Linked DNA regions of Mus musculus: all the other regions are linked to region 1. A link is a loop called in an ENCODE intact Hi-C map of the cell type or tissue named here. Cell type or tissue: heart. All regions are shown on one strand.

Region 1 (8,000 bases):
GGGAGAGGACCATTCAGTGGATGCCTCTCCTCTGCCTGAAGCAATCCTTTGGCGCCTCAGTCATTCTTAGCCAGAGTGTCCGGCTCCCTCTGTTCAGAATACAGAGTCCAGGGATTTGGCCAGGGCTGCAGTAGCTTGCTGGTGGGGTTCCTGAGAGCCGGCTGCATCCCTCCAACCCCCTGCTCAGTGGTTGGCACCAGGCGCCTGGAATCAACAGACACACAGTCAAAGAAACGCATATCTTCAACCCCGGCTTACTTCCAACCCTCAGAACAGAGAGTCAGGGTAAGTGCATGTCAGCAGACCACAGCGTTCAGTGTTTTCTGTCAAGCTGCCCAGAGCCCAGGAGAGCGTCAGGCAGGACAATTCAGGTTAAGCCACGCTCAGCTTGCTGTCCCAGGCTCTGCCACACTTCTTCGGGCCAGGCTGGCTTCCTCATCCAAAACCTGAGAGCTGCGTGCTTGCTGAGCCCTCCCTCCCCATAGAACCTGAGAGTGAGGAGTGTTGGGCGAAACTTCCTTCCTACTGGAAGGGATGCAGACAAAGAGGCACCCATGTTCTTGGACATCGCCATGTGTATACACACACACACACACACACACATACACACACACACACACACACACACACACGCACGCACGCCAGCACTGCAGCAGCCATTATGCCACCATGTGGAGGAAGCATGTGGGCTTCTGGTGGGATCAGTGTCCTAGTGAGCCCATTCTGACCAGGGACAGCCTGTATCTGCTCAGCTGCTTTTGCAATCCAGTAAAGATTCTCTTCTGCTGTCTTAGTCAGGGTTTCTATTCCTGCACAAAACATCATGACCAAGAAGCAAGTTGGGGAAAGAAAGGGTTTATTCGGCTTACACTTCCACATGGCTGTTCATCACCAAAGGAAGTCAGGACTGGGACTCACACAGGGCAGGAACCTGGAGGCAGGAGCTGATGCAGAGGCCATGGAGGGATGTTACTTACTGGCTTGCTCCTCATGGCTTGCTCGGTCTGCTTTCTTATAGAACCCAAGACCACCAGCCCAGGGATCCCTCCCACCCTTGATCACTAATTGAGAAAATGCCTTACAGCTGGATCTTGTGGAGGCATTTCCTCACCTGAAGCTCCTTTCTCTGTGATAACTTCAGCTTATGTCAAGTTGACACAGAAAAACAGCCAGTACAGCTGGTATAGGAAGGTGTGTGTGTGTGTGTGTGTGTGTGTGTGTGTGTGTGTATGTGTGTGTGTATAGATAGAAGATAGATAGATAGATAGATAGATAGATAGATAGATAGAGTTTGTGTATGCATCACCATACCTGGTGACTAATTTTCACTTGTTAATTATGTGTGTGTATATTTGTGGGTCTACACATGGGTGTGTGCACCTGAATACAGATTCTTGTCAAGGTCAAGGGCATGAGATGCCCCTGGACTTAGAGTTCCAGGCAGTCTCAGCCACCTACTATGGATCCTGAAACTCTGGCCCTCTGTAATTGCTCTCCGTCCTCTGAACAGCTAAGCCGTCTCTCCAGCCCCCAGTTGTCGTCGTTGTTATTGCTGGGTTTTATTTGTTGTTGTCTGTTTTGAGGCAAGTTTCATGGAAGCCCATACTATCCTCAAGCCCAGGTACAATTGAGGATGACCTTGAACTTTGAACCCTCTGCTGCCACCTCCTAAGTGCTTCTGTTAGAGCCCAGCCTTATATCATCACGTCCTGGTTGAGTGCTGGGGACGGAACCCATGGCTTCCTGCACGCAAGGCAAGCATGCAGTTATATGTCCAGACTGGTTTTGGCCCAACCATCTGTCATTTGTAGCTCTGAGAGTCAAGACCCAGAAACTCATGTGAGGAGAGAGAAACAGGAGAGGGATTCCAAGGGAATTGAGGGAGGCACCGAGGTAAGCAGATGGAGAGGGTGATGGCAGGAATGTGCCTCAGCAGACGGAGGCAGGGGAGTGGGGAAACCACACGTGGAATCTGCCCAAACCCACTCCTAAAGAAAGCAAGCCCGAGAGGTCAGAAAACCAGTAGCGGAATGGACTGGGAGTTTCAAGTCTTCCCACAAGGAAGCCAGGAGCCCACACAGCTCACAGGTGTGCTCCTAACAACAGTTTAGCCAGAGATGACTGCTCCCAGGATCTAGAAGAGCAGGGCCATTCTCAATTTATCCCCTGGGGCCAGAGTCCCTTGAAACAAGAATCTGACAAGAATCACCATTCTTGTGGGAAGACAGGGTTGCCCAGCAAAACCACTGGCCAGAAGGGACCCAGAGCTGACTCAGCTGGCAACAGACTTGCTGTGCCAGCATGAGTGGGAGATCAGATTCCCAGAACCACTCTGTGGTGGTGGAGACAGGAGAATTTCCAGGGTTCTCCGACTGCCCAGCCTAGCCAAATCAGTCTCACAAAACAAGGCGGGGAAAGTCTGAGAAACACATCCAACCTTGACATCTGGCCTTTACATGCATGCACTCAGGCACATGCATGTTCACACACACACACATGAAAGTGCACACACACATATGCACACATGCATGTGCATGCACACACGTGTGCACACAGGCACACACACTCATATGTGCTCACATATGCACACGTGTTGCAGGATATTTGATCACACTGTGTACCCTGAAGATTGTATTATTTGCTGAAAAAGCAGTTTCTCGTCCTGGTGTGGCTCAGTGTGACTGGAATACAGACACAGCTTTAGTACTCACCTGTAATCCCAAACAATGAAGGTTTGGGGTTTGCGTAGAGGGGAGCAGCCATGTTTGAAAGTGATGTCTGACTGAGTGGCAGACAAAGTGACGACTCGGAGAAAGATTTATAGAATGAGTCAGAGATAGGATATGTCCAACTCACAGGAGAACAAAGAGGAAAAGAGGCAGAGAGAGAGAGAAAAGGGGGGGAGAGAAGGAGGAAGAGAAAGAGGAGGAGGAGGAGGAGGAGGCAGTTTTACTGAGACAGTTGTACAAAGACAGGATGCAGAGAGAGAGAACAAGCTAGACACAGGTGAAGACAGCAGGAGCCAGAAAATGAGAAGGAGCCAGAAGATTAGAACAGATTGCTAAACTTATTTTGAGGTGAAGTAGAGCAACTGAGGAAGGGCTGAGGGAAAAGAGAATCAGTCAGCTTGGAGAAGAGTTTGAACCAGAACAGCTGAGTTGAGCCAGCCAGGCAGCACTCAGAAAGAACTAGAAAGGGTGAACTTACTCAGCATCTCAGAGGCTGGAAACATTCTAGGCCTACACTAAATTATACAGAGGCTAGACGCTTCCAGGACTAGGCCTAGGTTAGCAGACTGAGAGCAGGCTGAGGCAGTAAGCTTTCAGGACGACAGTTACCAATACTTTGAATGCATGCACGCATACGCACATGTGCGGACACACACACACACACACACACAATCTCACGTGATAAAACAAAAGCAGAGTGTCTCTCAGAGCCACATCTCCAGAGTGATATCTAGGAAAAGCCAGCACTGGTGCAGGAATGGGGCCCTAGGCGCTGTCTACCTGGGTAAAGAGTCTGGAAAGCCCTTCATGGCCTCACCTGTTCCAGTCCCTTAGCTTCTCTCTCAGCATCTCCTGAGGTTGAGTTTGGGTCCTTCATGTTTACAGGGCAGAGACACCCCCCACCCCCTCGGATGGCCGGGCCCTGCTCTGGCTCTGGCACAGCAGGGTCACAGTAACAGTGATCCCCCTGTCTCTCATCCTTTCTCACTTCCAGAAAGAGAGGCTCTGACAGAGCGGCCTCTCCTCCCCTTTCTCATCCCCCATTTCTGCTAGTGATTACTGCCGAACAAACCACTTCATCCGTGGTGGCTGGGACATCCCCTCCTATGACCAATCCTGCGATGCCACATAGCGCCACCTCTGTCACTGTCAAGGCCCACCCAGACTGTGGTGAAGGAAACCCAGATTGGAGCTCTTGATAGGGGAGGAGGTTAGAGCCTCTGTGTAGATGGAGGGACAATAGGGCTTGCTCTCCTGAGCCCCCAGCTCACCCACTCTCTTCCTCTTCCCACAGAGGTGACCTGTCATAGTGCATTGTCACCCTGGCCTCAGTGGTCATTTGGAGATGACCTATGGCCCAACCAGCCTCAGTAAGGTTAGCCAGCCCAGCTTCCCAGCCTGGAGTTATCAACCTGCCTCAGGGGTAGCATGACTAGGCTGGTAAGGGTCCTTCCTGGTATGTCCATTGTCACCTTCACTTAAGGTCCAGATGACGAGAAGGAGACAGAGAGCGCCCCCTGGTGCCCTCTGTTACAAGGGCACTAACCTCACGCTGAGGGCCCTACCTCGTGGCCTCATCTGACCCTTGTGCATCCTAATTCCAAGTTTGGACCTGCATATCCATCTATCACCTTGTCCATGGTTCTAGCTTGTGGGTCTAGCCTAGGCTTCTTCAGCCTGGCTGCCTCCTAACCCCCAGGTGTGGGAAGGTTTTGTTTCTTTGTTTCTGTTGTGCTTTTTGTTGTTGTTGCTGCTGCTGCTGCTGCTGTTTGTTTCTCTTGTAACAGAGTTTCATGTAGCCCAGACTGGCCGCAAGCTCCTTACCTAGCTGAAGGCTTGAATTCCTGATCCTTCTGCTTCTACTCATCCAAGTCCTGGGATTGCAGGTGTGGGCGACCACAGCTGATTTTTTTTTTTTTAAACTTACAAATCATCTTTGTGTATGTGTGCATGATAAGGCCTCAAAATCAATGACAAATGGCTGAGGTGCCTATAACACATCAAAGTGGACCTGGCTGCCAGATTCTCCCAGCATCCCTCAGTCCCTTCCTGTTATACCATTACACTAAACTCTCCAGCCCAGGAGCTGGGCTGCCCTTCCCTGTATAATCCAACCATTTTGGTTATCCGGGCCTTTTATGTATGATGATTCTCCTGGCCTCCTGGTCTCTGGCTCTTCTCTCTTCCTTCCCCTCCCCCCTCTCCTCACATGCTTTAGGGTCACATCCACTCTGGCCTCTCCCAGATGTTCCTGCCTCTGGCTATGTTCTCCCTTTTATCAACAATAAACTTTCTCCCCCAGCACACCTGGGGATGGTCGTGTCCTTCCTTTTCTGTTTCTTCTTTTCATTCAGAGGTCAGAGGACCACTGATGAGAGCTCTCTTCTACCGTGGAATCTGGGGATGGAACCCAGGTCATTGCGCTGGTGCAGCAAGGGCCATTGCTCACTGAGACATCTCCACGAATCCACTGTTGCCATTTTAAGAAAATGTTCCTGCTATTTGGAAAAGAAAAACTTGAGGGAAAACTCAGGAGTCTCTGGGATCCGCCAGCCATGTACACTCCCACCCACATCAAGGTCATCTCTGCCTTCTGGGTCTTCAGACTGCTTGGGCTAACAAGGGCGCTGTCACCAAGCTCACAACCAAGTGACAGCAGCAGTGTCAGAATCCCTTCTCAAGACAGACACACACACATACACAGACACACACACACACACACACACAGACACACACACACACACACAGACACACACACACACACAAACACAAAGCCTTGAGAGGATGGAGACTTCCTCAGCGATCAGTTATGAGTCGCTTATGACACTTGACATTTGACCTTCTCAGAGGTCAGGGCTCATGTAGCTACACTCAGCTGTCAAAGCAGAGACCAAGCTGTAAAGACCAGCAGTGATTGGCCTCCCCTAAGTATCTGAGGAAAACACAGGGCTTGCCTTTGTGTGTGTGTGTGTGTGTGTGTGTGTGTGTGTGTGTGCTTTGTCTGAATGTACATCTGTGTGCCACACTCATGCCTGGTGCCCACAGAGCCCAAAAGAGGTCATTGGATCCCCTGGAATTGGAGTTACTGATATTTGTGAATTACCATGTGGGTGCTGCAAATTGAGCCCAGGTCATTTGGAAGAACAGTTAGTGCTCTTAACCACTGAGCCGCCTCTCTAATCTCTTGCCTTTTTTATTTATTTATTTATTTATTTATTTATTTATTTATTAGATGGGGTCAAACTGTCTATTAGAGGATGACCTTCAACTTGTGGCCTTCCCCCCCTCCCCGCCCCCCGCCCCCGCAGTGCTAGGATGCAGGGTGTGCCACCACATCCCACATCCGTATGGTGCTGGGGATGGAACACAGGACGTTGTGCATGTTGAGCAAGTTCTCTACCCAGAGACCTTTTTTCCATCTTTTCTCTGAGCTGCTTCCTCCCTGCGCGCTCAGAACCCAGGCACGGAGCGGCTCTGCCCACCTCTCAGGGGCACGGGATGGGCTCTGCCCACCTCTCAGATCCCGAGCACTAGACTGCTCTGCCCATCTCTCTCTCGAACTGATTCTGCAGTTGCCCTATGACATCTGGAGCTTGTGCTGAGCCACAGAAAGGTCCTCCTTAGGAGGCCTGTAGAATACCTGGTCAGCATTTTATTCAGCCTCCAGGTTGAGCTGGTGCACCCTCACAGCGCTCCAGGCGGCCTCTTCTGATCTGCCAGCTGCATCCCTGAAAGCCAACTCTAGCTGCTTCAGGATAAAAAGGCCCAGCCGGCCAGGGCAGAGCCTGAGCCAATCTCCCAGGCTAGGATCTCATTTCCCCTTCCCTGTTGTGGCATTAGAACCTGCCAGCAGAGCCCACCTCACCCTGACCGATCTAGAAATTATTTTTAGAACCGAACTCCACAGAAACCATTGTCTGCTGTTGCCATGGCAACAGGGCTATGAGGAGCCCCAGGCTCCCAGGGACTGGTGGAGGCCTTGATGATGGTAGATTTCTACCCAGGAGGCCTGGGCTCATAGTTACCATCAGAGAGACCTGGGGTGGAACCCCTCCACCCCCACCTTCCAGCATTAAGGACCTGTTAGCTGCTGGACTTTGTTTAAATCTATTCATGAAGCTGTCTAGAACTGAATTAGGCTAATTTAGCACAGGAAACACAAGGGGCTAATTCAGCCAGGCGCGGTGGCTCACGCCTGTAATCAGAAGGCAGAAGCAGGTAGATCTCTGTCAGTCTAGCCCAGCCTACATAGTGAGTTTCAGGCCAGCAAGGGCTACACAGTGAGGCCCTGTCTGGGGGGGGAGGGGCTGGGGAGGGGGGAGGGAAGAGGCAAATTCACAGTCATCGTGTCTTGATGGGGACAGTGAAGCACTATCATGTCAGCAAAGCCCCATGCAGCTGCAACTGCTGCTCAAACAGGAAGGACAGGAGATCATGCAAACCCGGATGAGACCAGTATGTTGGACCAAGATGGCTGCTAACTGCTCTCTGCTTCATTAAAGAGCCTCCCCATCTCCCTCCGCATGATCTGCCTCACCCACTAACCTTCTCCCATCCCCCATTTGAGGACAGAAAAGACAGTAACCCCTCCCCCAGCTTAAGTCATGGAAAACCTCCCCTCTGCTAAAGCTGTCAGAGGTCCCAGCAAGGCGACTTCCCCAGAAGTCGCTTCTCAGTTCTTCAGAGTGTGTGTCTCTGATGGCAAGGAAACCTGCCTACAGGAGGCAGAGGTCTCAGGCAGGCTGCTCACCTCTAAGACCCGCCCCACCCCCCAGCAGTCACCACAAGAGCAGGACCTGCTGCCTGACTGGAGAACCCAGATCTGCCTCCTCACCCCACAAGATTCCTTAGACAACCGGCCAGGAAGCTGGGGGTTAATTTTCAGATTCAATCCAGTTTGTGCGAACCAGTGACCCAGCCTCAGAAAAGAAGACAGGCGGTCGCCCCCCACAATCATATCACACCCTGCTAACAAGAGTGGCTAGAAGCAGAAGACTCACGAATGTCATGTTAGAAGGCAGGGATCCTCTCAGTGAAGGGAAACCCACAGCCTCTGGCATCTGCATGCCCTCTGTGCTTGTGAGTAGATGGGTGTGTAAGGGAGAAAGCCACAGGACATTTGCTCATGCGCTAGGAGCTGGGGGGGGGGGTAGGTGTGCTGCTAATGTACCCACAAATGCAACCACCCAGAGCAACACACAACCATCACCTCAGTGCCTCTTAGGGTCCAGCTCAGCTTGTACAGGGTCTGCTGTTCATGGAGACTTGGCT
Region 2 (8,000 bases), 580 kb before region 1:
CACATGATGCCCGTTGGCTTTGGGCGTGCACAGCCTGTAGTGATGACCCTGGTGGGAGTGAGGATGTAGTCAACTGTGAGGTCGTGGTCCTCCACAAGAGCCTCGGGGATGTCTACGACCTGGGCAGGGAGGGAGTTGACAGTCAGGTTACAGCAGGGCCTGCCCAGCAGGAACCACGCATCGCCCATCGCCATTCGATACCTCTAATGGTGTGCATGAGGAGGAGCAGGTGTCTCCCCCGACCCCCAACTCCCGGAGCCGATGTCAGGGACACCTGTCACAGGTCCGCAGGACATACCTGGCAGTCGTGGACAATTGTGACAACCGGTGTCCCCTTGTGGACGGCTCCCATTGACACCATCATGGCGTATTCAAGATCAGCATAGCCTTCCCCTTTCCCAATTCGCCAGCCTGAGGGAGGAGAAGGGGCACAGTGGAAGTGGATTCCTGTCAGGCCTCTGTGGAGAGGATGGGATCCCGGAGTTCCTCTTGTCCACCGTTACCCACGGTGGTCCCGGAACACGAACCCACAGGCACCAAACGCTGAAAGTGCACAGTGACTGAGGGAGCCTCAGATGCCCTGTGCGGTGAACACGCTGGCACTTGGAGGGGCTCTCGTGACAGCAAGACACCGTGAAAAGCAGTGGGCAGGGCCAGGTGCCCTGGCACAGACCTACCGTTAGCACTAAGAGGCTGGCTCAGAGGAAGGCGGGGGTTCTGCCATCAGAACCGAAGTCAGTGTGTGAAGACAGAGGAGAGAGCTCTACTTCGAGGGACAGGTGTTTGGTTTTCCTGTCCTGGGAAGGCAAGGCGGATGGAAAGGGGAGGCTGGGTGCAGTGGGGCTTCACAGCCGTGGGCCCATGCAGGCAGAAGAACATAGGACCACAGCAGTGAACAAGCAGCCTTTGGATTCCAGTGTGGACCTGGGTTCTCCTCGCCTGGAGTCTGGGTACCACCACAGCATCACTCAGGAGCAAGCACACCACTAAGATGACTCTCTAAGACTGAGACCTGCCTGAGCTCCTGAGAGAAGAAAACGCACAGGCAGAGGAATGAGACAGAGACAGAGGGACAGCAGACAGTACATGCAGGCTACATGGCGAGGTGAGAGGCAGGAGACTGGCAGGAGGTCCCCAACCATCTTTACCCTGCAGCCCTTTAATAAAGTTCCTCACATTGTGCTGACCCCCAACCATACAGTTACCTCAGTGGTACATGTGTATGGCTGTGGTTTTGCTACAGTTATAACTCATAACGTAAATATCTGATAAGCAAGCACCGAAGGGGTCACGACCCACAGTTGAGAACCACTGTCCCACATGGTGGCACATGTGCATGGGAGTCTGGAGGGAGGTGGATAGGAGGCCTGGGAACCTGATGAGGGAAAATGACTATGAGTATACAGTATAGAAAACTGTAGGGACACTGTAAGCTAGCCTGGGCTAAGCAACATTCTATCTTTAAAAACCAAAACTAAAGGCAGGAGAGAGATTTTATGGTTCACCACCAGTCTGCTAATAGTTAATGTGGGATCACTACAACCATGAGCGGGCCTCCACACAGGCCTGGGAGAGGACGTTCTACACTGTGTTGGTTGAGGTGTGAGAGAGACTCGATCCCTCCCATCCCTATCACACTCAGCCTGCCATGTGGACTGACTGAACAGCAGAAAGCCTGCAAGGTGAGCGGCACAGGGGCTGATGTCAGGCTCTCAGCATGGACACAGGCAAGTGGGGAATGCCCAGGGTAGCCTTCAGGAACATCCAGACAGCCTGTCTCTAGCTTACCTTTCTCAGACACAGCAACAGATCCCACCACAACTAGATCCACAAGAACACTGGAATCCAAGCCCACTGGGACGCTGAAATTCCGCACACCCTGTGAAGGGAAACGTGAGCCGGCAGAGTGGGTGCGAGTCCCACACCACACTCCAGGAGGCAGTGTCCTGGGACAGCCAGTTCCGGGAATAATCAGATGGTGTCTCCTACAGTCCCTATCCCAGGAAGACGGCCAGAGGGAGCTGACCACACAGAGTCACACAGCACTAATGCTGGGGAGCACAGAATGGGAGGCACACCAGCAGGCCAGAGCCTGGTGAGTCACAGCACAGGGACACCAGGATGCTTGAGGCCACAGGTTAGGCACCTTAGACTAGACACTGCAGGTCCCCCCTTGTGGTTGTGCACTCTTGCTTCTGGAAATGGCTCCCAAGTGTGGCCAGTCGTCCAGATCATCAGACGCTGCATAAAGTGTGAAGCGACTGCACCTCTGAGGCAGGTCGGAGACGTGTGGGTCTGTCTAAAGCACATGGCTGGGCACGCCCGAGGCACCCACCCTCTATGCCGTCCCTCTCTGCAGCCATGGGAATAGGCTCCTCCCTGCCTGGGCTGTGGGCCTGGGACTGACCAGCACCGCGGTTCATCTTTCCCTCGTCTTTCTTTTAAAAATTTTTTCCCATTTTCTCAGTGATGGGATGGGATATGGCTTCTCACACATCTGCAGAAGAGCTCCAGTGAGGAGCACTCTATTGCGCGCGTGCGCGCACACACACTTCCTTTTTATCTTTATTCTGAGACGGTCTTGCTGCGAGGCCAAGGCAGGTTTGGACCAGCAGTGCTCACACACCAGCCTGCCCAGCAGCTGATTTCAGATGTGCACTCACAAATCCAGCCCTCTGTGCACACACATTATATCTTTATAGCACATTTTTGTAAGCCGCAGACAATTTTTTAAGTCTATTTTATTTATTGTTATTTTATTCACATACCGGTCACTGCCCCGACAACCCTACTTTTTCAATAAGAAAAATTATGAGGAAGGAGTGAACCAATCGGCCACTACATGTGAGACTCAGGGGACAATATGGAAATGACACAGGGTTTGTGGTTCTTTAAAAAGCCACCAAGTGTTATTGTATGTAAGACGCGAACCCTGGCTCTCCATCCCTCGAGTGTGTTTCCAGACCAGTTTAGCAGGACTGTGAAGTGTCTGGTGACAGGCAATCAGGCTCCTGTCAGCGGTTCCAAATGACAGAGGCTTGCTTCCCAGCCTGCTCTGCGGAGGGGACCATCACTGTTTCAGCAAGCACAGGTGCACAGCCCCAAAACCACCACAAGAGGGCGCCAGAGTCCCCAATACTGGGATCTACTGCTCGGATGGAGCTGCTGACCCTGTCTGCTCTCATGGCTTTGCTCCGAGGTGTTCTACTCTACAGTGTACACTGACCCACAAGCACAGCCCCTGAGGTGGGGTTTCCAGCACTCACCTGGGAGGTGGCACATTTCCTCAGAATGTCTTTGGTGGCTCCAGGGGGTGGCGTGATCTTGTTAAACAGCCCTGTTCGCAGTCGTGGTGTTGGGACCAGCAGTGTTTTTTTGCTCTTTGAGGGAGAAGACAGTCAGTCAACTACAGGGCGGGCGCATGCTTTCTCCACTGCAGGAGGAAAGGGATACGGGCTAAGGAACACCTGAGCAGACCCAGGCTGCTTCCTTTCTCCTGCCTAGCTCCCCTCAGGGCCTCAAGGGAACTGCAGGTGACAGTACAGGAGAATGTCCGTCCCCTGTGGCCTCCATCAGCCACAGTTCCTTGCTGCTCCTTGCAGTCTCACGGGCCAAATCCTGCTCAATCCTGATCAGCTTAGGGAACAGGGTGGGAGCCCCACATCGCTGCCCTTCCTTCCTGGACCATGTGGAAGGTGTCCTGCACAGCTGTGACAGCAGTGGGAGACAAGCAAGTCATCCCCATGGCCTCTGGCAGTTCCAGGGGGATCCCCAAAGCCCCGTGCCTGACATGCAGTGCCAACAGCAGCAGACTTGGCTCAGCAGAGCTACCGTAACATTACATTAACTGTGTCCTTCCATGACACCTTTGCGGGTCTGTCTTTAATCACTCTGCCTGCTTTGGGAGTTATAGTCGCTTAAGAGCTAGGAGCATTAAAACGCACACCGGGTTCTCTTCTCATACTGACAGAGATGCTATAAAGCAGTGTAAGGGGCTGGTGAGATGGCTCAGTGGTTAAGAGCGCCGACTGTTCTTCCAAAGGTCCCGAGTTCAAATCCCAGCAACCACATGGTGGCTCACAACCATCCGTAACAAAATCTGATGCCCTCTTCTGGAGTGTCTGAAGACAGCTACAGTGTACTTATATATAATAAATAAATGAAAAAAGTTAAAAAAAAAAAAAAAGCAGTGTAAGTCCATGCTGGGTTGCTCCTTTTGCTTTGAGATGTGGCCAGACTCTGCTGTATGGGAGACTTCGTATCAGACTTCTAACTGAGAAGGTTTCTTTGTTTCAGGGACTAGAAGAGTAACAATGTAGTGAAAGAAACAGACTGTTGAGAATTGAAGTCATGGCTCAGTCTAGCTCAATACACTGAGCCCACCCATGCAGCAGTGGGATGGAAGTTGAGCCTTCAGGACTGAGGGCAGCTTAGGAAAGAGGAGTTACCTGCAGTGCCAGGAATCGGACACCTTCCAGGGGCTTATCAGGGTCCACTTTCACTTCCTGTGTCCCAGCAAAGACTTCCAGGTCTCTGATGCTCTGGCCAGCCAGGTAGGACCCCTAGTTAGGCAGAGACAGTGCCACCCTTACCTCCAGCACCAGGAAGCGGGCGTTTCTCTGAGGAGCGTCCGGGTTGACTTTAATGGTTCTGGCCACATGGAAAGCTTGCAGGTGTGGGAGGTGCCCCGCAGCCTGAGCAGCACCCTGTGTAGACGTGACTGTGTGTCACTGTGAAGACACGGACGGGCCAGGTCTGGCCTGGGCATCACAGCCCAGCATCCGCCCAGATTCCCCCAAGGAGACAGAAAGAGCCCAGGGTAGGAAGGGGCTAACCCAGAACTCAGTTCTTACGTGAAGAAAACTCTGAAGAGAGCCCAAATCCCAAGGGCAGAGTCTGCGGGATTTCCACAAAGAACGGAGCTTGTGTAAGGACAAGGATGCCCCGAAGGCCTTGATTTGTCTGACTCAGTCCCGAGACCAGGAGCTGGCCCTGTGCTTCCTGTACCCTCTTTCCTGCACTCCATCCGTTTCCCACAGATCACAGAAACAAAACTACTTGGAATGATGGCCTCTAGGGGCTATACAGTCTGCAGCACACTCGGTCAGGACCAGAGCGAGGCCAGTGTAGGAAGAAAGTCCTGGCAACACAGAGTGCTGGTGGATACCTGGTTTTAAGCACACGAGGGCCTTGGTATGTCTTGACAAAGCACTTCAGGTTTTTTTCAAACACCACCCCCCCTCTGAGACAGAGTTTTCTGCAGCCCAGTCAGGCCTCCAATTCACAGTGTAGCTGTGAATGACCTCAAACTCCTGACCCCCTGCCTCCACCTGCCAGGTGCCTCTGAGCCAGCACCTGGCTTACACTGCCTCTTTCAGGCAAGCTATTTTCCATGCAAACTATCAGCAATAGTTGGGTTGACTTATGTTTTGAACAGTTAGGACACTGAGGCCCAGGGCTGGTACTAAAGGCTGGGCTTCCCTCTGTGGGCTTCACAAGCCCCCCTTAAGTGGCTGAGGGAGGCCAGCTCCGTGAAAAGCACCAGGAGCTGCCACAGTGCAGAGACCATGGCCTAAGGGGTAAGGGAGTAGGACCCGTCCAAACACCACGTGTCCTCCAGGCCCTCTGGACTCTGCCTCCGCACACTGTGCCCCCCAAATCCGTCCCACCAGAAAGCAGTGGAGCTATGTCACTGGCACAAATAGCCTAATCCCTTTCTAACAATGCCAGGGACACTTCTGTACCTTGAAGTTGGGGATCCTGTGATGAACGGGTCGGGGAAAGTCAGCTATATCATGGGATTCCATGTAGTCCCAAATCCGTTCACGTATGCTTTGTTTGGAGACACCTACAAGAAGGAAGGACTGTGACGTACTGCTAAGAAGCAATCCCATAATGCACGTGGGCACATCTATACCTGCCACTGTGACACCACTTGCATAGGAATTTGCGACCGAGTCAGACCAGCTTAAGATAACCAAAAGTATTAGTTTTCCCTCGAGCTCCCTGGCCAGTTGAGAGAAGCACCTTCATTTCTGCTAGGAAGCTGGAACACACTGAAACCAACTGTAAATCAATCTGTAGTCTTTCCTCGGCAGTGCTAGGGGTTCCTGCATCCCAGGCAAGCTCTCTACGAGTGAGCTACACACCTTTTTGAGGCAGGGTGTCTCTCTGATCAAAATGGGGCTTGAACCTTTAAGTGCTCTTCCTTCAGCCCCCAAATAGTGAGGTTACGGGTGTGCCACCAGGTCTGGCTAGAAGGTCATCTTTTGAACTAGTTAGTGATCCAGTGGGTCACACCTGGGGCTTTAAGTGTGCTAAGCAAGAACACTATCACTGAGCCACACTCCCAACATGTCCTTTAAACTGTTAAATCTTACAAATGACCTTACAAACCTCACAAGGCAGGCGTATAGAAAGTACATTTGTCTTCCTTGATATTTATAGCTGGTGCAAGCCTTTAATCCGAGCTCTTGGGAGGCAGAGGCGCTCTAAATCTCTAAATTTTGAGGCCAGCCTGAAATACAGAGTGAATTCTAGGGCAGCCAGGATTACACAGAGGAACCCTGACTCGAAGAAAACAAAACAAAACAAAGCACAAAGATGTATTTATTGTATATGTGCACCGCCAGCAACCGAACCGGCGGGGTGTGCATGCAGGTGCGGGAGGGCACTGGGTCCCTTCCCGTGGAACTGGACTTGTGAGTCACCGCATAGGCTTGCTGGGCCTTTCTCCCTCCTCTCTTCTCCACCTCCCTCCCTTCCTCTCCCGCTCGCTCTCCTCTTTCACTTCTCTCCTCTCTCTCCCTTCCTCCCTCTCTCTCCTGCTGGTATCACAGCGTTTGCACCAGCAGACCCCACTGACCAGCAATGGTTGCCTTCCCTACTTTCGCGGCCGGTGCACTTGTCGAGAACGCTTTGCAGCGCGGGCCGGGTGCCTGCTGGGCGAGTGCTCGCCGCCGCTGCGCGACCTCCCCAGCCTGGCTGGCTAAAACCTGTCCAGCCAAGCAAGGCGAGGATGGGACTGATCCTCCCTCCCGGCTGCCAGCCTCGGCGTCCCAGCCGTACCAGGCCGAGCCGCGTCCTCCCCCACGCATGCGGACCACGGGAACAACCGCGCCGTCCCAGCCTCGGTTTCCCCATCACCCTCGGTCTTCCTCACCCTCCTGGGTCTCCATGGCTAACACGTCACCGAGCGACGCCCCGTAGCATGTCCCCGCGCGCTAGTGACGCCAGACGCCAGCGCTTCGTGCTGCACCTGCGCACTGAAGCTAGTGACCCGCAAGGTTCGCGCACGCGCGGTTGGTGCAGTGGGCGGACTCCCGTTCTGGGTTTGGGGTTCCCTGCAGTAGTAGCACCGACGCATTAGAGGACCAGAGGTCACCGCTGGAACTGCCTTGCAACGCGGATGCCCAGGATTTCCCGAGACACACACGCACACAACACGCATACATTTATACCGTATGGAACATATAACACTCTAGGGCGGACGAGATGGTTCAGCGAGATAAAGGCGCTTGTTGCTAAGCCTGACAACTTGAGTTCGATTCTCAGGACCCACACAGGGTAAAAGGAGAAAAATGACTCCCGAAAGTTGTCTTTTGAGCTTCACAAGCTCTGTGTGTGTGTGTGCGAGTATGTATAGTACCTATAGAAACATCCCTTGAAATTCAAGGTTAACAAGGAAACCTGTTTATAGGAGTGGATCTAGGGTTTCCAACTTTCTTTTCTGTACCATGAATTGTACCAGGAACACGTGGTTAGACATAAAAATAAAGACTGTTTATAAAGGAAAGGCACTCCTGAAATGAAGAGGGTTGTAAGTCAGGGACAGCTTGGTCGATTTTGTGTGTGTGTGTGTGTGTGTGTGTGTGTGTGTGTTCCCAATGCTTGTAGTCAGCATACTGTGCATTTGGAGCATCTGTTGGGCTAAGGATGTACAAGTCTGCACTGGCCACTCAGCTCCACACATCCTAGCCTCTGATTGGGGGATGTGAGGG
Region 3 (8,000 bases), 81 kb before region 1:
ACAACGCCTCCAGTTCTGGGGCATTTTGTGATTTACACTAATTCTGTATGAGGGTGACTGTCCCGTCTGAAGAATGTTTAAGGACTATGATTTTTCTTCTCCATGAGGAGGAGGCTGGAAAATCCTTGGCAGAATATTACCATCGATTTTCTAATACCGAAGGCTTTAGCATTATAATGTTATTTGAGCATAAAATTCCCTTTAACCTCGGAGGGAGGTTTAAGTCCCTTATGCCTCCGCTGTGGTGTGTCGAACGTTTACACCATGCTGAGGAGTGAGGACCCACCCCCACCCCGGTCTGGACTGCAACTGGTGAGCGGTTTCGAGGAGGAGTCTTGCATCTCTCTACTGAAGTTTTCCAGGCAATTTTAACGGAATTAACAATCAACACATAGCCTAATACAAAAGAAGCCGACAGTTTCCAGTCTTTTGTTCATGAATCACAGGTCTGCATTACTGCTGGATGTCTGTGTCAAGTCTGAATCCATCAGCAGTGAGCTCTGGGGCTGGGGTCCTGGGGAAGCCATTTGAGACAACAGCTTGCCAGCTTCCGGAAGAATGAGGCGCGTCAGTCACAGCCAACCCACAAAGCCGAGTCATCCCCCAGTCTTCAAGAGTTGGTTCTTGTTTGGAGAGAGCAGGCTCAAAGCCTCCAGCGGGAGGGGTGGTCTCCAGCCTCGGTCGGTAACGGACCCCTGGGACCTGGACCCTTACAGATGAAGTTGTCGAGAGTGCGCTATGACTTATTTACTATATCGTGTAAATCTGTTTACAGAAAAAGATATTAAAAACCTGGAACTGCTCCAAGTGTCTACAGAACACCCTGCAATCGACTTCGGGGTGTATTTGGCGGAGCAGCCTGCTGGTGCCAACTCCAATGCCCACCGATGGGAGTCCCCTACATTGTCGGGTCCCAGCAGAGTCTGCCTCCCAGACCGCAGAGGCCTGTGTCAGGTAGTGCAATCCTTAAGAAGCCAGAGAGGAGGCTCCTACTTTAGGAAACAGCAAAATCCAGCGGGCGCTTCCTAGCCCAGAAAGGGGTCCCGGATCCGACTGGGGGACTTGAGAGAACCCCGACCTGCAGTCTTGACTCAGGTCGTGCATAGCTGCCCTGGAATTACGTGAGCCTAGAAGGACCACCGAGCTTCAGGAGACAGGTCTTCACGCTGCAGCGATGGTGTGACGGCCACGATATGCCATAGCGCTGTCCACTAGGCAATCCTTGGACCAAGCTCCAAGACTAGGAATTTGGCAATGAAATCGAGTTTGACGAACTTGCACACTAGACTCTCTCCAGTATAGTTAAGTAAAGCACCTTTGGGTTAAAAACATTAAGCTCCACAGCCACTCGACTTCAGCTCTCTGTGGTTTCCTTAGGTCTCCATGGCGCCACAGCAACTTGACTTCAGTTCTCTATGTGATTTTTCATGGCTTAATAAAATGTTCTGTTGCCAAAAAAAAAAAAAAAGGATCAGTCCGTGGAGTCCAGACTTTCTGCTGGAGGGGCGTATTTCAACCTAAAAGTTCCTGGAGAGAACGAGAGAGAGAGAGAGAGAGAGAGAGAGAGAGAGAGAAAGAGAGAGAGAAGAGGGTGAAGCCTGAGTCAATCACAAAAGTGCACACACCGCCCACCTGCTCTGAGATGCCACTCAGGACTGACCACGCCCTCGCACAGCCGCATGCCACGGGTACGAGACCTTCTGGGGGAAGTGACCGACAGAGCACCACTGACCACTTCTCAGTGCCTTGAATCTTTCTCTGGGCATAGACCTCACACTCAAGCTGGCAACACCCAGGGGCAGGGAGGGCCTGGACCGAGCAGATGCAGGCCGGCACTGGGAAGGGATGCGGCAACCTGCACCACGACTGCATTCTCCGGCCACAGGTATTGACTGGGCTTCAAAAGCTCTGCAGGTGGTGAGGATCAATGGGAAACTGCACAACCAGAGATGGAGGTGCTGGGAACCCAGAGCTGGGCAGAGTGGGACCAACTGTCCTGACCATGGTGAACCTGGGGTGTGACGTGTTAATCATCCCAGCATTCTGGAGGCTGAGACCAGACAATGAAACAAAAGAATAAACCTGGCATCATATAGTAGGCATTTCAACTTGATAACACAAACTACAGGAAACAAACACTGGAAGGAAGCAGCAGCCAGTCAGTCAGCAGGACACAGCCCGACACAGGCACACAGCTGCACTCAACGGACAGACCAACAGAGGGGGCTATGCTAGCTAGGGATTCCTTATCTCATGGCTAAATCCTTAAGTGTTACAGATCTTCCAGGAGGTGGCAGCAAGCGCTGGCTGCACCCAGCTTCTTGTGTTTGGGTAGAGCATCTGGGGTTCTTGTTTTAAGGTGTGTACAGAGGGCCAGGAGAGGGCAGTGGATTCCCTAGATCTAAAACCACAGGCAGTTGTGAATGGCCCAACATGGGTACAGAAGAAGCCTGGGTTTCTTTAAATAAGTTGCCTTTAAAAACAAGTTTATTGGGGCTGGAGAGATGGCTCAGCGGTTAAGAGCACTGGCTGCTCTTCCAGGGGTTCTGAGTTCAATTCCCAGCAACCACATGATGGCTCACAACCATCTGTAATGGGATCTGATGCTCTCTTCTGGTGTGTCTGAAGATAGCTACACAATGTACTCACATATATAAAATAAATAAATGTCTTTAAAAAAAAACTGTGGGGGCTGGAAAGGTGGCTCAGCGGGTAAGAGCACTGACTGCTCTTCCGAAGGTCCTGAGTTCAAATCCCAGCAACCACATGGTGGCTCACAACCACCCGTGATGAGGTCTGACACCCTCTTCTGGTGCATCTGAAGACAGCTACGGTATACGTACATATAATAATAAATAAATAAATCTTAAAAAAAAAAAAAAAAAAAAACTGTGTGAATAAAAATCATTTTAAAGAACAAAACAAAGCAAGTTTCCTGCTTCCTTCTCTCAGGAGCCACAAGCCACAGAGCAAGGAGGACGTGGCTCCCCCTGACCTGTTTACCTTGCCGGTTGAAGTCCATGGACGGCTGCTTGCAGTCCTGGGCTCGGTGGCCAGTGGCCCCACAGTTGTAACAGGACAGATTCCCACTCTTTTTGTGACTGGAGCCATTGGTGCTGCCCACCAGGCCTTGGGCTTGGTACACCCCCGCCGTCCCAGCCATGAAGTTCTGCATGGGTGGCACTGCAAACGTGGACTGCCCACCTAGGACGGGGTCTGGAGTCACGCTGCCATTGTAGGGTGTGTGTACCACAGGAAAGGCAGAGCCACCACCATACTGCTGGGTACTGACATAGCCATTGCCACACATGGGACTGAAGGGCAAGAAAGGGAAGGTGAGCACGGACGGCCCTGAGAACGGGTGCTGGAAGTAGTTGGCATAGCTGACCGTCAGGCCGTTGGAGCCACAGCTGCCACTGCACCCACAGGACGTGCAGACAATGCAGCCAGGTGGGGGCGGTGCAGGCTGGGGGGGTGCGGGGGGCTGCTGATGGTGGTGGTGATGGTGGTGGCTCTGGCTTGAGGCAGGAATGTTTCCTGGGGAGCTGCTGCCAGCACCGCCACTGTAGAAGCTGCTTTCGGGGACAGAAGAGAGGGCGGGACTGGAGCTGGGGGCTGGGCAACTGGGTAGAGAGGCCATGCTCGCAAAAGAAGTGGAGGGGTGGCTGCTGGGGGAGGCAGTGTTGCTATTGGCGCAGAAGCTGCCCTGCAGTGGGCCCACAGGCACACTGCTCACCGCAGAGAAGGCAACTTTGGTGTTGGCTGTGTACAGAGCAGTCCGGGGGTTCATTATTGCAGGGGGCACGCTGATCTGCCCGTTGTTGGGACAAGAAGTCTGCCCGGCGATGGCAGCATCCGCGGGCACAGAGGAAGCCAGCAGCAGCTTGATGGGTGGCCGGGCCACATGCAGGACGGTGCTCGGTGTCCCTGTGGTAGCTGAGCTGCTCTCTACAGTCAAGGCTGGCTGCTGTGCTGTCTTCAGCACCCTGTCCAGTGTGGCTGCATGCACAACTTTGGCCCGGGGACCAAAGGAGACGGTAGGTGACACCGCGTTGTTCTCTACAAGGCCCGAGAGGCCCTGCCCTGGTGGATGGGGTGCTGCCGAGGGCAGTGGGTCCAGCACAGCACCACCAAAGCTCTTGTCCACCTTCGTGCCACTTCTAGGACCAGGGCCCTTGTTCCTTTCCTCCAGAGACAGAAGGGAGTGGACAGACGACGAGAGGAGCTTCACGTCCGCTCCGCCCCTGTCTGACTTGTGCACGGAGTTCAGCATGCGGACAGGCGCCAGGTGGGAGGCTGCAGGCATGAGCTGCGGGGGCAGAGGGTGGTGAGCGGCAGGGCTGGAGCCGGTCTCGTTCTGCACAGGCAGAACCTGGGCCGTGGGTCTCGCAGAGCTGGACGGAAAGTGAGCCAGCAGCATCACGGGCTTCTCCTTCTCAGTCCCCTCGACATGGATGTCCACACCTGAGGACAGGGAAGACTGTTAGCAGGGTACTGCAGGCTCTGTGGGTGGGTAGGCCCCAGGCCCCAGCACAAGGATCTTACGTCTGTCGCTCTCCTCGGCGCTGTCTGAGCTCTCCTCGCGAACCTGCACACCCATGGGGCTGGAGGAGGAGCTGGAGTACTCGGAGGAGCTGCCCTCTCGGGGCAGCTGGTGAGCCGGCGGCTCCACCTCCACCCGCAGCTCTGTGGAGAAGGCAGGCAGAGGTCAGCACCACGTGGACACTAGGAAGCAGGGCCTGGCCAAAGTCAGACCAAGCTTCAAGAATCTGAAAACTGCACCAAGCACTCAAGGTGGTACGTTAGGTGACACGTCAAAGAGGGCACTTCTTTTTTTCTTTTTTAAAATTTACTTTTATTTCAAATACATTTGTTTTTCCTGCATTTATGCTTGTGCGAAGATACTGGATCCTCTGGAACTGAAGTTACAGGCAGTTGTGAACTGCCATATGGGTGCTGGGAACCGAACTCTAGAAGAGCAGCCAGTGCTCTTTACCACTAAGCCACCTCTCCAGCCCCACAGCACTGTCTGGTGCACACTGGTTCCTTCCCAGGCTGCACTGCGCTGCTCGTCTTGAGGATGAGCAGAGCAGAGCTCAGTGCTTCCTGCAGGATGGGCGAGCACATGAAGGACGGGAGCATAAGCGTTCAGGATCTAACACTGCTGCCCCAATAACCTTAGGCCAGGCACTAGTGGCTGGCACCCACGGCCTTCTGTACAGTTACTTGCCTGTACTAGACACTATTGAGTCATAAAATATCTTTTAAAACCTGTAAATATAAAACAAGAGTGATTGGGAAGTCTAAATTCTTCTAAAGTCAAAACCCCACCATACCACAGCTGTATACCCACCACACATCTGGACACAAGGCCTCACACACCTGAAGCGTGGCTGCTACTACGCCCAGGCTGCACAGGCCCCACGTGGCTGGTGGGGGTGACTCGAGCCACTCCGCTGCTGGTGACCAAGGATGGGGCCGAGGAGTTGAGGCACCGTCTCTCTGACTTCTCCCTGTGAATGACAAGCGTAGTGCATGAGTCTCCCAGAGGGTTTCAGAGGCCGGAGCTACCCTTGTGGTGCTGAATGCCCCCTGAGAACTGGGTAAAAAATAAAGTAACCCGGACACTGGCATTTAAAAACCTGCAGGTTCTAACACTGCTTGGCACATGAGAAATTAAAATGAATACAGTTCATTCCATGTCCATTTGGTGTTTTGAGACAGTCTCACTATGTAGCCCAAGCTACCTCAAACTCAACCCCCCAATCTCTGGCCTAAGCACTAGGAGCGCACTGTGGCCACACCCAGCAAAGCACACAGCAGAGAATTAATTCCTTCCTTCCTTTTCTTTCTTTTTTGGTTTTTCGAGACAGAGTTTCTCTGTATAGTTCAGGCTGTCCTAAAACTCATTCTGTAAACCAGGCTGGCCTCGAACACGAGATCTGCCTCCTGAGTGCTGGGACTGAAGGTGTGTACCTCCTCCCCAGCATGCATCAGATGATTGACAGCATGCTTACTTCTCGAGCTCGCCCCGCCCCCCAGCATGCATCAGATGATTGACAGCATGCTTACTTCTCGAGCTCCAGCTGAGTCTTGAGTTTCTTCTTTGCTCCCATGGTGAGGGACTCAAATTTATTCAGGTCTTCTTCCGTGAGGCTCAGGAACTTGCAGAGGAGAAACAAGACAGTAACCGAGATGACCACCAGGACTCTGAAGCTCATGGGGTCTCAGAGGGGAACAGATCAAAGGGATAGCACACAAAAGCAAGGACACGACACTGCTTCCCACGGCTCTCAGAAGCTGTGGCCTCTGTCTGCACCTCACAGGATAGCTGACAGGCACCCTGCAGCCCAGTCACTAGGCAGGGATCCAGTTCTTTTTTCTTTTTTTTTTTTTTTCAAGACAGTGTTTCTCTGTAGCCCTGGCTGTCCTGAAACTCACTCTGTAGACCAGGCTGGCCTCGAACTCAGAAATCCTCCTGCCTCTGCCTCCCAAGTGCTGGGATTAAAGGTGTGCGCCACCACCGCCCGGCTTAGGGATGCAGTTCTAACACTAGACATTTACAGTTGAAGGCTGTCCCTGCCCCTGGAGACTTGGTGTCCGCCAGCCTCCGCACACTGGAACAGAGCACAGTTACTTGGCTTAAGACCTGGAAGATCCCCCCCCCCCCCAGCAAATCACCTTCAGTTTGGTGAGGACCCAAGAAATCTAGGAAGGCAGAATTATCCAGATGAAATGGTGAACTCACAGGCCTGACACCCCAACAACTGGCCATACATCTGGCTTACCACATTACAGCCAGCTGCAGGACTCAGTCCCCTCACCATAACGCTGAGTAGAAATGAGTGCAAACTCATTATGACAAATGGTAGGAAGAAAATCTCTTGTCGTTAATATTTACGGCCCTGAGCAGCGGCATCTCAAGCACTTCCCAATGTCTACAAAGCTCCATCTCCAGGTTTAACAAACAAGTGGAGTTTTAGATGGGTGGAGCTGTTAAGAGTCATCCTGTCCAGCAGGGGGAGACTTCAAATACCTTGTGCAGGAATCCCTTGGCTTAGGCACTGAGGCTTAGAAAATGCCAACACGTATTCCTAGTCAAAGCTGTCCACTAAAACATGGCTCTCTGAGCAGGCCAGTTCTTCCATGACCTCAGGTCCGACCATTAAATGCATCAATTGGTTATCTGAGCCCCACTTGCTTGTGTCCCTGTAAGCTGGCCACACTGAGACATGAGCTGTATTGGAGGTGCTTTAAAGAGGAGCAAACGGTATCTGAGTGAGCTTTGGCCTATCGCACCTTGAGGGATGGAGCCATTTCAAGTCATAGAGTTCCTGGTTTGTCAAGACCTGAAACATTTCCAAGCTCTATAAAACTATTAAAAGCTATATAAAGTCTTGCTTTGCCTGCAGGCTGGGAGTGAAATTCTGGTCCCCTCTGACACTAAGCCATATGGTCACCACCCAAGCTCTTCCATGTTATGGCGTCTAAAAGCCTTACTTGGCCCCTCTAGGAATGAGGACAGGGCACAGGCTACTAGAGGAACACCAAGCCCCTTGTGTGACCCTCTGAGTAGCCAACATACCTTCTCCATGGTGAGCTGTTTAAAGACAGGGTAATACTTGTGCAAGCGCAGCTTCCTAAGCCAGTCTAAAATCCCATTCTGCTCCTGGGGCTGAGGGGTCTGCAGACTGGAGGGCATAAGGATGGTAGGCGAGTTGTCCACTTGGGTCCGGTATGCCAGCGCTGAGCCTGTGCCCCCTGTGTGGGAGCAGTGGGGCAGGGAGGCAGATGTGCTAGCCGAGTGCTGCAGATGGTGCTGGGCGCTGCTCTGTGAGGATGGGATGCCAGCCACGCCACACACAGGCCTGAAGGACAGGGAACAGTGAGTGGCACCAGGAGCTTAGAGGTATGCCAAGCTGGCATCTGGTGCTCAGCTCACAGCACACCTGGGGTCCTGCGCTACGACCACCACCACAATGTCCCTCCCCATAGCACGG

The links. Hi-C counts contacts between places; a loop is a spot of excess contacts. Peaks named below come from ENCODE experiments on the same cell type or tissue, not always from the same donor. Only the 100,000 strongest peaks of a DNase experiment are listed, where the experiment ranks them.
Region 2: a loop joins it to region 1, with 2.3 times the contacts of the local background. A loop is called at or near these places in 2 of 42 quality-filtered maps.
Region 3: a loop joins it to region 1, with 6 times the contacts of the local background. A loop is called at or near these places in 20 of 42 quality-filtered maps.

Annotation. Positions count from the first base shown.
Region 1 is chr8:121,681,383-121,689,382 of GRCm38, forward strand. No RefSeq gene overlaps it. Among named protein-coding and RNA genes, the nearest start is that of Zcchc14, 33 kb to the left of the region's middle. In heart, no CTCF peak of the experiment used is centred here; a DNase peak (open chromatin) is centred at 4,209; H3K27ac peaks cover 535 bases.
Region 2 is chr8:121,101,126-121,109,125 of GRCm38, forward strand. Mthfsd (methenyltetrahydrofolate synthetase domain containing) reads right to left here and starts at 7,212. Exons shown (of 9, transcript NM_001372381.1): 1 at 7,163-7,212; 2 at 5,745-5,848; 3 at 4,449-4,562; 4 at 3,267-3,380; 5 at 1,789-1,879; 6 at 299-411; 7 at 1-119. The coding sequence starts at 7,178. In heart, CTCF peaks have their summits at 3,107 (motif pointing right) and 7,378; DNase peaks (open chromatin) are centred at 3,116 and 7,246; H3K4me3 peaks cover 2,132 bases; H3K27ac peaks cover 1,468 bases; H3K27me3 peaks cover 2,245 bases.
Region 3 is chr8:121,600,805-121,608,804 of GRCm38, forward strand. Zcchc14 (zinc finger, CCHC domain containing 14) reads right to left here. Exons shown (of 13, transcript NM_080855.2): 8 at 7,586-7,868; 9 at 6,073-6,164; 10 at 5,383-5,513; 11 at 4,546-4,686; 12 at 3,004-4,464; 13 at 1-1,527. The coding sequence ends at 1,472. Among named protein-coding and RNA genes, the nearest start is that of Map1lc3b, 14 kb to the left of the region's middle. In heart, CTCF peaks have their summits at 2,237 and 7,012 (motif pointing right); DNase peaks (open chromatin) are centred at 1,807, 2,237, 3,197, 4,167 and 1 weaker place.